Regions from separate parts of the Mus musculus genome. Here all the other regions are linked to region 2. The links are chromatin contacts, found by Hi-C or POLR2A ChIA-PET in ENCODE. All regions are on one chromosome and are shown on one strand. The core of a region is the stretch at or near the end of the contact, and the rest is flanking DNA. Distances in the headings are between cores, read along the strand shown. Region 1 holds the start of D530033B14Rik (RIKEN cDNA D530033B14 gene). Region 2 holds the start of Plekhf1 (pleckstrin homology domain containing, family F (with FYVE domain) member 1). Region 3 holds the start of Pop4 (processing of precursor 4, ribonuclease P/MRP family, (S. cerevisiae)).

The links. Hi-C counts contacts between places; a loop is a spot of excess contacts on that map. ChIA-PET counts read pairs that join two places held with the same protein, here RNA polymerase II (POLR2A).
Region 1: a loop to region 2 is called in a map of heart, with 4 times the contacts of the local background. The contact joins the promoter of D530033B14Rik here to the promoter of Plekhf1 in region 2. A Hi-C loop is called at or near these places in 1 of 37 maps with a recorded cell type or tissue (heart). POLR2A ChIA-PET finds 5 or more read pairs at or near these places in 3 of 5 experiments (Patski and embryonic stem cell).
Region 3: a loop to region 2 is called in a map of heart, with 4 times the contacts of the local background. The contact joins the promoter of Pop4 here to the promoter of Plekhf1 in region 2. A Hi-C loop is called at or near these places in 9 of 37 maps with a recorded cell type or tissue (T-helper 17 cell, adrenal gland, gastrocnemius and 1 more). POLR2A ChIA-PET finds 5 or more read pairs at or near these places in 3 of 5 experiments (Patski and embryonic stem cell).

The regions. Positions count from the first base shown.
Region 1 is chr7:38,181,898-38,186,441 of GRCm38, forward strand. It overlaps D530033B14Rik (RIKEN cDNA D530033B14 gene), which reads right to left and starts at 1,885. Exons shown (of 1, transcript NR_165180.1): 1 at 675-1,885. 1600014C10Rik (RIKEN cDNA 1600014C10 gene) reads left to right here and starts at 1,890. Exons shown (of 4, transcript NM_028166.3): 1 at 1,890-2,002.
Region 2 is chr7:38,225,863-38,230,089 of GRCm38, forward strand. Plekhf1 (pleckstrin homology domain containing, family F (with FYVE domain) member 1) reads right to left here and starts at 2,132. Exons shown (of 2, transcript NM_024413.2): 1 at 2,079-2,132.
Region 3 is chr7:38,269,091-38,273,159 of GRCm38, forward strand. Pop4 (processing of precursor 4, ribonuclease P/MRP family, (S. cerevisiae)) reads right to left here and starts at 2,258. Exons shown (of 7, transcript NM_025390.4): 1 at 2,057-2,258. The coding sequence starts at 2,063.

The DNA.
Region 1 (4,544 bases), core at 635-3,134, 44 kb before region 2:
GGTAACTTTACCAGAAGCTAAGAGAGACAGAAAGGAATCTTTCCTACAGGCTCAGGGGAGTGTCAGGGGAGTCCCTTCAAGTTGCTGTAACAACATAGCAAGGATAGGGAATTTGAGCTACTGAACCAATTTCTTTGGAGACAAGGAAGTCCAAAATTAAGATACCAGCAGGTTTCAGGTCTAGTGTAGCTAAGCACTTCATAGATGGAGGAAGGGGACAATAAGCTCCCTTGGGCTTCTTATATGAGGCCACTAGTCACCTCCCAAAGGTCCACTACTAAAGACTTTCAGTGTGTGAACTTGGGGATAGGAAGGAAGAAAGTTGAGGGAGGGTCTCCATCTGCAGCCTAGGCTGGCCTCAAACCCTGATGGATTTGCTTGTTTGTTTGAGACAAGGTTTCACTATGTAGCCTGGGTCAGCTAGAATTCTCTTTGTAACCAGGCTGGCTCCAAACTCATGAGATTTGTTTGTTTCTGTCTCCCAAGTGCTTCGATTAAAGGTGTACACCCCTGCACCTGGTAGCTAGCCTCAAATTGTTGAGCTTTCTGCCTCAGAAGGAGCTCTATCTGAGTAACAGGATTGTGGATGTACACACACCTACTGTGCACCTCTTTCACAGACGGCCTCAGCCGCTACTGGCTGTCTAGGAACACTTCTAGGTGTCAGGGTGATAATTTTAGGGCTTTATTCATCGTCGGTGTGGATGTCTTATAGCCTAGTCTCTATTCTCCACTGAACTTTCCTGTTCCCATCATTGCTACATACTTCTGATATTTAGGCAAAGGAGAAAACAAGCGAGTCCGGTTCTCGACCTTGCCACCAGAGGGCGCTGCCCGCGGGGGACATTGAAGCGCCTCACCTCATAGCTCCACAGAGAGCAAGGAGCTAATCTATTCTTAGCCTCAGTTAACTTTGGCTCTTGAAAGTCACCCAAACTCGGGCAAAAGCTCCTACTCGAAAACGCACAGACTTTTCCACTCCAGCCAGGAGAATCTTGATGTTAAAAGGGGTTCGAGGCCTTCTAAGAAGACAGAAAAGAAGAAATAATATGGCCCTGCACAGATCATCTGTATGCCCGCAGCAGCTCTCCACCCCCACCTGGCAGATCGCGCTAGGGGCCACTTGGACCTAGACTGGAGTTCGCTCGCCACACTCTCTATTTGGGTGGCATTGGCTAGCCCAGTCCCTCTGTATCTAGTTTGTCACTGACAACCGTGCGTACTCAAGACTTTGCTCAGGGTTAAAGTTCAGTATTGGGAGAGATACCAGATTTGGCATATTTTCAGGCCAGCCCTAGAGTCCTTGGGACCAGGGGGCGGGGACTGCTCCCTAGGCCTCTCTGGATTTTTCTGTTACTCTGCTCTCTTTCTGAGTGGCTCCCTTTGCCCTGCAAGTGGAGTGGGCTCTGTTCTGGTCTTAGGAGGTCTGAAAGCTATACCAGCCCCTGCGCGTCCCACGCAGGCCCCAGCGTTAATTAACCAGCAGTCGCTCCTGACAGCCAAGCCCCTCTATCATCTCCCAGGTCCAGGACCCTGTGGGAGAAAGGGTCCGGCAAGTCACAGACCCAGCCAGCGCAAAGGGCGATCGAGGAGAACCTTCCAGGAACCGTCCCAGATCCTAAACGTGAGGTTGGGCACTGAGTGGGGTGGCCAGGCGGAGAGGAAGTGGGGGCAGCGGGTCCTCGCGACACAGAGTCCCCTCCCAGATGCTCCCCATTTCCGCAGGCACAGAGCTTCCTAGCCTGGGTCTTGGTGTCAGTCAATCAGACGCTGGGGCGCGGAAGGGACGCCTCGCCCCGCCATCAAGATCTTTCCCCAGGCCTGTCCCATCTTGAGGACCCAGACTCATGGGGACCCAGAGCTCGGCGACCCGGAAGGCCGGCGGAGCCGGAAGGTGGGAGGGCGGAGCCAGGGTGGCGGTGGCCTGTGAACGCCTCTCTGGAGCTGGCAGAGCAGAGCCGGCCTCAGTGCCTTGGCGGTCCCAGACTCCAGCTCGGTAAAGGTGCGCGCGGGGAAGCCGGGGTCTGCGAAGCCGGTCGGGGACCCTACGGTGTCAGGCCCAGTGCTAGAGCTGTTCATCTCAATGCAAAGGACCTGAGACACTGAAGGCCTAAGCTGCAGCGCCGAGGTTGGAGTAGTCAGCAGCTCCGTGCGCTTCCAGCCGCAACCTGGATGCTTGGGAGTGCGCGTGCGCGGTGCGGTGTCTTCCCACAGTTTATGCCTTCTGCCTAGCGGACTGCTGTGCTTGGCCCAGAGAGGGAGGAAATCTGGGCTCTAGCTTAGGGATGGCCAGGAATGAATGTCAGGGGATCAAAGGGCCAGATTAATTGGAGCTGTTGTTGAAAAACGTTCTTCTATGACTAAGTAGATAAGGTGCATGCATGGCCGGGTGCAGAGGGCACGGTGCTGCTGAGTGATGGGTGTCAGTTAACTCTGCGAGCTATGTAGCGAACCTACCACTGACCACTTCTGATCTTTCAAGAGAAATTAGGAAGATCTAAGATATATGTAAGATTGTATTATTGCTGTTAGTTTGAGACTGGGTCTCACTATGTAACCTTCACTGGTCTTGATCTGGGAGTCCTACCATAGCCTCCCCCATGCTGGGGTTATGGGAGGGAGCCAGCACACCCTCGATATCTTCTTATTTTTAAATACCAACAATCAAGTAAGTAAACAACTTAGTAGGCTGGAAGAACAGGGTGATGAACTTCACAGAGGACAGAGTACAACTGGGGAATTCCAGACAGGGGAGCAAATATTGCTATTTGGCCAAAGACCTGTTTTCCACTCAGTTTCTGTTTGTTTCTCCCTGCAGCCTCCCCTTACCCACCCCCTACCCCTGACACATTTCCTCCCTCTACTCTGGGGATTTGAATCCCAGCTTCGTCTAAGATTGCTATAAAGAACATGGAGCCCCCTGTTACTCTGAGGCCTCCTCCTCTGTTCCTCACAACTTGATTGGACTCAGGTCAGGCTGCTGTCCAAAGGTTTGAGTTTTTCACCTCCTCTGTGTATGGGAGCCCTGCTGTCATCTTCCCTCCAGTCTGGGTGACTATAGGACATCAGGGCTCCCAGTTAGCTTTTGTCTTCCCTATGGCTGGCAGATGGACTTCCGGTGAACAGGACCTGTTTTGAGGACAGCATTATTGAAGTCGTTCTGCTCCCGTGGGAAGGTCCTGTCTTCTGCGCCCCCCATCTCTTCCTCGCAGACAGACAGAGGTGGCCCCTGGAAAGAGGAGAATGGGGCGTGTTACCTTTCAATTTCTTGAGCCTGAAGAATTCAGAAAGTGAAAGCTTTCACATAGACTCCAGGTCCCAAACCTTTCTTTCACCACAAAAGCCTGTTGCTGCCATAACTTCTGGAATTACTCTTCAGGAAACCTAGGCCAGCCTTGCCTTGCCTTGGAGACTGCAGAAGCCCAGCTGGGGCGGAACCTTTCTTGCCCGGCTCTCCTGCCCCCTGACACTTGCTAAGGAGCCTGGCTTGTCTTCTGGCAAAGGCTTGTCTGGGCGTGGTAGAGATTGAGAATGGCATGTGCATGTTGGAACCTTTTCTTTTCTGCTCCATGGGCTTTGACTTAATGTTATTCAGAGCAAATCTGGAGGTAGATAATTCTTTGAGTAGGTAATCAGGGGTAAGATGGGTGAGTCCAGTACTCATTCCCAGCTCCCTCCCCCCACCCTGCCCACACTTTTACATTCTGTAGTTTCGGCTACTCACAGCCAAGTAGTAAGTGAAAAAAAAATTCAGAAATGAACAGTTCATGAGTTTGAAATGCTATGCAAGTTTTAAGTCATGGGCTGTTCTATATGGTTAGAAATTTCATTCTGAGTAGTAGTAGTAGTAGTGATGAGCTCAAGTAACCTCGTTTTATTTAACAATGGCCCCAAAGCTTAGGAGTTACAAGGTCAAGAAACCAGAGCAAAAAGGCTGGCTGGACGGATTGACCGTACTTTCAAGCATCTGCTGGAGTCTCCCTGTGTGTTCCTTATGGATGAGGGGGCAGCTGTGTGCATCTCTGTCCTAACTCCTTCACATGCCTTGTCTTGTTAGGAAGCCACCTTTTTGAGAGTGCAGATTCTTATTCTGTGATTTGGACTGGTGCCTGTGCTGGTGCTGAAGCTGGCCCTCAGAACCAGAATGTCACAGGCCTTGTGCTTCCGAGTATGGGTGGTGTCCTGCAGTCCTCTGAGACCTGGGCTGCACCTGAACAACAACAACAACAAAAAACCCAAAAGCTGGCTGTGCACCAAAGCTAAACTAGGAAGTGCTTAGCTACTTTACAGATTGGGGGTGGGGTATTAGTCTTTTGAAAGGAAGGTATTCATCTAAAGTTTGTCAGCATGGATAAGGAAGTCAGAGATGATGGTGCACACCTACAGTACTGGGAACCCCATACAGAAGGTCCATGAGTTCCAGGTTAGCCTGGGTTACATAGTAAGTAAAGAAATCTCAAAAGGGGATGGGGGTGACAAAATTGGACATTTCCAGGACTAGAGCACAACATACAATGTCCAGAAGTTTTTTTTTTAAGATTTAT
Region 2 (4,227 bases), core at 882-3,381:
CCAGCCACCAGTAACTCACAGCCCCCAGTAACTCCAGTTCCAAGGGTATCTGCATACGTGTAGTGCACAGACATAGAAACACTCATAAAATTAACAAATACATCTTGAGGGAAAAAAAAAAAACGACATAGATACGATGGGAAACAACCTGAAGACTCCGCAAAACATTAAAAATACATTTACCATATACCTACCTTTCCCACTGTGCATCTATCTCCAAAGGGATTGGAAGGGATAGCTATACTCTTGTGTGTGTTTACTAGAGCCAAGAGGCAGAAGCAAACCAAATGCCCAGCACCGAGGAACACATAGTCAACGAGAAGGACTGGTGATCTACAACCAGAAACTAAAAATCCAGACCCATTATGAGCCACTGCCAGGCTTCCTAAATGCAACCTTAGTGAAATACAACCACACTCAGACTAACACAATCTAACATGTATTTACTCTCTGGCCCCTTACTGGTAAAATGCACAAGACACCTTGCGTGTGGATGTGGCTCACAACAATATGGGTTCTGTCCTGATGCAAGTCCTCAAGCCCTCTTGCTCACTGCAGTACAGCCCTTAAGAGAGGTCTGGGGCCCTGAACTCAGGAAGGAGTGAGGTACGGGAGTAAGAGGTAAGGTTACAAGGGGCAGGCAGGGCCTGTCTTGCAGGTCCACAGGCCAGTGTGAGCATTCCAGAGTTATTACAAGGGTACTAAGGGAGTGGCACCACCCAACAGAGTCACTGAGACCTTCTAGAATCTTCCTCCAGGAGAACAGATTAAGGAAAATAAACCCTTAGGTGCTACTTTCTTAGCACCCACTGTTTGCTAGACACAATGTTAATTAAGCACAAAGCATGGCTGTAACTCCGTGCCCATGAGCCACTTCACAGTCACCACCCAAGAACCTCAGGAGTGGGCCCAGCTTCCAGATAAACTCTGAGCCAAGGTAGAAAAACTTTGGCCCAGAGGGCATTCCTATAATCTAGCATCTGGTAAGATTAGATAGGAAGGTAGAGAGTTGTAGGTCAATCTGGACTATACAAGGAGACCTTATCTCAAAAAAAGCAAAATCTTTTGGGTAACCTGGTGTTTGTGGCCATGTCCTATCCCGGGAATTCACATGATGAAAAGGAGACAATAACTTCTGAAACTTTTGGCCCTAGTAAACAAAACAACACGCCCCCACCCCCCCAAAAAACAAACAAACAAACAAACAAACAAACAACAACAACAAAAAAAACATGCCCTGGGTCAGAAGTTCTTAAAATCCAGAGTGTGTAGTCTTTCCTACTGCCTGACTTTGGTGTCTTTCACCGCATAACACACAGGGTAGTCAGTCCCATCCCGCAGGCCACAATGCCAAACCCCTCCTTCCTTGGCGGGACAGGGTTGGCCAGGTCCCAGTGCTCAGACAACTAACTGGCCTAGCCACTCTGAGCAGCTCTGAGGGCTGACGTGGGCAGGACGCACAGCAAATGAAGCACTTCAGCTTACAAAAACCGCAGGGGTCTTGACTCTAGCACTGATCGCCCCTCCTCTGCAGCCTCTGACCGGGTAGAATCTGATACCGGTTTTGTTCACATTCTAAGGACTGCGCCCTCTCCGGGGAGTGCACACATTCCACTGAGACTTGGAACTGCCGGTTTCCCTCCTGCTAAGGCCTGGGGACACCTCTTTATTGTACTTCAGTTACTCCCTAGGAGAATCCAGGCCCGGTCCCACACCAATAACTTCCTATATGAAGAGTCGCGAACTCAAACTCTTCAGGGTCCCAAATCCGAGGCTATTGAGAACCGTCCCTCCCAACCCAAGACGTCTCTGGCCAAGACGAGGTTCCCGGAACATCACGGGATAAGGAGAGGGTAGAGACTCTGCGGAGAACCCTTCTCCAACTCGCGCACAGTCCTGGGACTCAGTGGCCCTAGAGTCCCAGCTGTCAACCCCTTCCCAAGTCAGAAAACAGCGAGCAGCCTCTGCTCCAGTGGAGCCCCAGATGCGGGTTCCTGAGGCCACCTCTACCCACAGCTGCAGACCTGGCAGGGTGGAGGGCGGAAGGGGAGCGCTCTCCCCCTCCGTAGCCTGCTTACCTCCCGTAGGAACCTCCGCGTCCGCACAGCCAGTCCCGAACTGGCGCCCGCCAATCCCTGCGCCGCCCACGCCTCCGGGTTCCAATTCTCTGGTCACGCCCCTTCGAGGGACTCTGGACCAATCGAAGCCCTGGCACGCAGGCGGGGGCGGAGCCGGCCCGAGTTCTCCAGAAATGTGCGCGGGCGTAATTAAACCGCTGGACCGTAAACGGGTCAGCAGCGGTTGTGCGTGGGGACGATGGGCTGATTCCTGGTTGGAGTCCGGTTCCCAGCTTTGCTGGTCGCCACACTCAAGACTGAGTCGGCGCTGGTCAGAGGAACAGCCTGTGAGGGAAGCAGGCATGACGGAGTGGTGGGCCCTCAGGTGCCCCTGTTACTATGATGTTACTCTTTTCAGCCACAGAGACACACGTTTTCTTAACGATCAACAGAACTTTATAATTTTTTTCCTAGAGGAAAATGTCAAAAGTACACGGGAGGAAATTAGTTTAGTGGACCCCAGGCATTCATCGTGTAGATCCAAGACGAACAGGTACCCCGCCCTGGCTACTGGTGTCACTTAGAACTCAATTCCAAGGCTGCTTTCCCATCTCACCTGCCCCCACGCAATTCTCATCCACTGTCTTCTGGTTCCTTAAAAACCACTCCCACCCTTCGCCCTCTCCCTCCTTTGTCATTTCAGTGTCACCTCCTCAGAGAGGTCTCCTTGGCCACAAAGCAGCAGTTCTCAACTCCATCCATTTTTTATTGTCTTGTTACCCCTGGCTGACCAGAAATTCTATATGTAGACTAGGCTATCCCTGAACTCATAGAAGCCTTGCCTCTGTCTCTAGACTGCTGGGCTAATATTAGTCTATAGTGTCAGTTTGTGTTGCTAAACTGGTTACATTGAAGAGGGACTAGCTCTGGTTAGCCTGGTACCCGCTGGGCCAAGACCAAACTGGGTTTGGAAGGGGATGGTGTGGCCCTCTGGTGATGGTGTTAGGGGCAGACCCTTCCCTAAACTGTCCCTTAATCCCTACCATCCCCCACATCCTTACCCCACCAGCGCTTATTGATATTTCTTTTAGGTTTGAAGTTTGTTTAATCATTTACAAAATGCACTGCTGTGAATATTTCAGATGGGGAGAAGACACATAAAAATAGAGACTTTTAGCCCCCCCTCCAGTAAACTCACAATCTCAAGTTCTAGAGAAGTACTCCACCAGTGAGATATTATATCTCCAGCCCTGACTTTAGCTCATCTTTAATCATAAGATTTAGGGATCTGGGTGTCATATGCCTGTGATCTCAGCACGCAGGAGGCTGAGGCAGGAGGATGGAGTTTGAGGGCAGCCTGAGCTACATAATGAGACCTTGTCTCAGTCAGTCAATCAAGGATTTGGCAATATTGGTTTATTTATGCAGAGGTCTGGTCGTTTGCTTATATTGTAATGCTAAATTACAATATAATAACAAGGCCAGGTTGCTTCCAGGGAGCCTTGCACATACTCTATAAATTGCCCTATGTAACCTTGCCCCCCAGCTTGTCCCTGATTGGTGAATAAAGCTGCCCACAGCCAATAGTTGGGCAAAAGAGAGATAGGCGTGGTCTTGAGTTCCCCAGTTTGGGGGTCAAGGAGACCTCGACCAGGAGAAAAAAAGGAGGTGAAAAAAAAAGGAAAACGCCATGGGGTAAGAACCTTAAAATAATCTCCATGTGGGGTGGCTAGTTGGAGTTAAGAGCAGCCCAGATGAAACATAGCAAATTATATAATGGAATTATTATATTATATAGCATAGAGGATAGATATCTGCCCAGCTCTTGTGCTGATTAAAGCTTATTGGAAGTATAAAGGTTGTATGTATCCTTTATTTGGGAATTAATGGTCAAAGCTGGGGTAGAAACCCTGGATTGGGATTAGAAATATTCATCAACATATTTGTCCACAGCAAACAGCCCTCTTTAGATGGGGCTCATTTTCTACTACAGACCCCAACACTCTCTAGAACCCACAGATGCATCCCACTTGGATTTTTGGTTGGAGGTGTAGCCACACTCTCCACTGTCCAGAGGGAAGGCAAGGTCTGAAGTCCCCTAGGCTAGGATGTAACTATTACTGGAGTGTTAGGACAAAGCCTGGCTCTGAGTTTCCACAGCATGGGCTGA
Region 3 (4,069 bases), core at 1,008-3,507, 43 kb after region 2:
ACGTTCTTGGTTGATCCCTTTTGCTTTACTCTGCAGTGCTGGGGGACTAACGCCAGGGGAGTGTAATGTATGCTAGGCAAGTGCTTCACTGTGGATACAGACCCCAGCCCTCTTATGTGTTACTCCTTCATTTTAAGATAAGGTCTTGCTTTGTATCCTAGGCTAGCTTCCAACCCACATCCTGTTTTAGGCTCCCAGGTGCTAGTTGCTGGGATTATACACATGAACCACCATAGATACTTCTTACTCTTCCCTCTTGCCAACTTTGTCCTAGAAATTCCCAAGATGTAGTTTTTTTAAAAAAGTACTCCTCAAGCCGGGCGTGGTGGCGCACACCTTTAATCCCAGCACTTGGGAGGCAGAGGCAGGAGGATTTCTGAGTTCGAGGCCAGCCTGGTCTACAAAGTGAGTTCCAGGACAGCCAGAGCTATACAGAGAAAACCCTGTCTCGAAAAAAACAAAAAACAAAACAAAACAAACAAACAAAAAAAACAAAACAAAATAAGAACTCCTCAAGGCTTAAAGAATCGCTGGGATCTTATTAAAACGGAGGGTTTTGGTTCCTACTCCAGACTCAGCATGTCCAAAAAAATTCCTCGCTGGGTCACATTTAGAGTTGATCTGATTTTAAACACCCAGGAGGTATAATTATACTTGGGCAGTGGCCCAGTAAGTCTAGTAAGTCTAGACACTAAAAGAGAGGAGATATTAACGGGTAGGCTGTATATGGTTGAAACACTACATTTTGCTGACTACTAAGAGAGGCTTAAAACAGATTTTTCACACTTTAAAATCTATAATGTATCCTGACCAGATAAAATACAATAGTCTTTTTCCAAACTCTACATACTATCTTCATGATGATGAAACCTCTTTAAACCTCCACAATCCTGTTTCTTATTTGTTTGGAGGCAATCATCATGGTGGCACTGGGGCAGAGACTACAGGAGTAAATGGGAAAAGGAAGGGCCCATGACCAGAAAGTGCAGTTCACACTACACCCTATACACTGCACTTCTGAGCTGGGTGTGGCGGCACACATGGTTGATCCATCCCATTACTTGAGAGGTAGAGGCCGAGCTGGTTCACACGGTGAGCTCCAGGCTAGTCAGGAGTACATAGCTGACTTTATCCCAACAGCAACAATAAGAAACAAACAAACAAACAAACAATCCATCTCTGTCTCCCTGAGTATATGCTTGACCCAAGCAAACAAACCAAGGTACCACAAGTTTTATATACAGAATCTAGCTCTCTCTTGAACAATGGATCAAGATTGAACTTTATTGTGATAAACATGCAGGGGCTGGAATCCCAGGAAGAACTTTGTTTTATTTACCCCAGATGCCTCGCATCAAAGTTGAAAGTCTTTCTGCAACATGCAGTAGGTGTGGGACACTCACAGCTTGTCAAGCGGTTGGTTGAGTGAGTGTGCATATATATTATCTTAATGTCATTAATCTTTCTAAGCAATTTTTAACAGTAGCTCTTCTTTGTTATGCACATAATAAAGTGGTAGCTGAGACACGCTAAGAAACTTGTTCTCAGACAAAAAGGGCATGAATCACCAAATCAGAGGCAATATCTTTACCTCTCTCCTCTAGTACTGCCCCAGTGCTTGGCTGCCCTTCTGGGCACAGCTCTTTTCGGCTCAAATTCCAAAGCCTTAGGTGTACGATACTGCCCCTCAGCAGCTTTTTACAGGGGCAAGGGTGAAAACCAGGTGGCAGAGGGGTGCAGGTCCTTGACAGAAGTTATACGGGAAGGTAGTAGCTAGGTCCGGTCAAGAACTTGGACCCATCTCTTCTAGTTCCCCCGAGAGGCCCCTGAGGAGAGCACACAAACTCGATCCTGACATTTATTCCTAGCTAAGAGACTGAGACGGCGGATTCAGACTCCGGGCCTCCATTTCTTTTGTGTACTAAGGTAATTCCCTGGAAGTTGCCTTAGGACTCTGTTGAGACAGGTATCCCTGATTCATTTCCCAAGCCAACTTCTAGTTCCGAGGTTCTATATTCCCACCCCGGCCCCGCTCCGCGTCCCTCATCCCACTTACCCTTCATTGTCGGCCAGCTTCCGGAGCTCTCTGGCGATGTCTCCTTCAGGCCTCACTCATTCCTTTCCTTTCTTCGCTTTGTTCAGCGGCTTTCTCCCGCCGGGACGCTGCTTTTTTGTTTAAAATTCCACTGGAAAAATCCGATAAGCCCAAGAGACAATTAACAAAGTGCACGGACTTGCTCCACCCTGCGTCAGGGGATGGCGACCAGATTTCGGATCGGGCGCCTCTCTGACGTCATTGACGCGACGGCATCTGTGTGCGTCCGTCACTGGCACAGGCTCTGTGGTTGAGAGAGGAGCGGATTTTGCGGGTCTGCTGTGGTGTTCAGTATGCAAGTGTCTGTAACTGGAGTAGTCGTGTTGGGGGGTCAGGATTAATGAAATGTAGCGAGAGCAAGCTGCCATAGAGAGGACGCGAGGGAGATTGGGGACGAGGGAGGGCACAAGTTGGCCGGGGATATCGGCGGTAACGACTGTGGGATTCCTTTTTTTTTTTTTTTAAGCAAGAGGCTTACAGTGTTGCCCTGGGTAATCTAGAATTTACTCCCGAGAATACTAGTCATATTTTGTACTGGTGGCCGGGGGTATTTAGTCCTGTTTCTGCTACTAAATACTTTTATGACCTCGTTCAAAGGTCTTTTTCCTATTAGTAAAGAAAAAGAGTAGGTTTATTTGCTATCGGATGCAAGAAGGTAGAGACGTGTAGTTAGTGTAGCTAGTATAACAAAAGTTACATTTTATTATGCAAACGGTCATTTCATAGGTTCACCCCCTAAATTCCTAACTACCTAAGCCTATCTCCCCAAGGCTACCCTCCTGTGTGACTTATCTTAGCTGAAGGTCAGGTCCAGTCTCCAACAGAAGTTTTTGATTGGAGTGTCAGATTACTCTCCAGCCGCAGGGCAGATGAAGGTGGCTTCTCTTCAGTTGTGCAGAGCAGAGCATTGCTCTTGGTGCCCACTAATACACTGTCCACTGGGTGTCATGGGGTTCTAGGACTGTGTCTAGTTGTCTTGAGTGATGTAACTGGGTTCTGGTTATCAGGTGCTGCCTTGGGTGTACTGGGGTTCCTTAATTAAACGTTTTACATGGGGTTCCTTAGTTAAACGTTTTACATGTCTAAAAGGCACCTATCTTCTTCTTCTTCTCTCTCTCTTTCTTTCTTTCTTTCTTTCTTTCTTTCTTTCTTTCTTTCTTTCTTTCTTTCTTCTCTTTCTTCTCTCTCTCTCTCTCTCTCTCTCTCTCTCTCTCTCTCTCTCTCTCTCTCTCTCTCTCTCCCTCCCTCCCTCCCTCCCTCCCTCCCTCCCTCCCTTCCTTTCTTTCCTGTGCTCATTGCATCTTACCCCATTGGTCTCAAAATGTTTGCTCTTTTAAAAAATTGATTCTTTTTCACTGAAGACAGTGTCCCAGACACTTGCTTTGTGGTCTAGGCTGAGCTTGAAAGTGCAACATTCCTGCCTGGCCTTCTGGAGCATTGGAATTTATAGTCTATCTTATTATATCCAGTCTAGAAGGCATTCTTCAGACTTGGAACATTAGTGTCTGTCATTATGATAAAAGACAAAAGTGATTCTCAAAGATCTGGGACACAAAGGCCCAGGCTAGCCTTTTCTCTAGACCAGTTATTAGGAGTCTTTTAATGGACCCTTTCAAATATCTAGCATAGCTTTGGGTATATGTCACTGTTCCCTGTGATTCTCAGATTACAGTAGGATGTGGTTTTTTTTTTTAATTTTTTATTTTTTTTCAGAGTAACAGTGACACCACAGATGGCATGCTTACTATTTTTTCTTTTTAAGAAGGAGAGATTCTAACTTTGTCATCCTCAGAAAACCGTATGAAAAAAGATACCTACTAGAGTTTTTGTGATTGTTGTTTATGATTGTAAAGTACTGGAGAGAGTAGTTGACAGTGATGGACGGAGCAAATGAAGTGTGTGCTGATTTATTTGGTCAATTAAGTTTATCACAAGAGTGCACAGTCAGCAGGCTGGGGCTGGAGGATAGAGAGG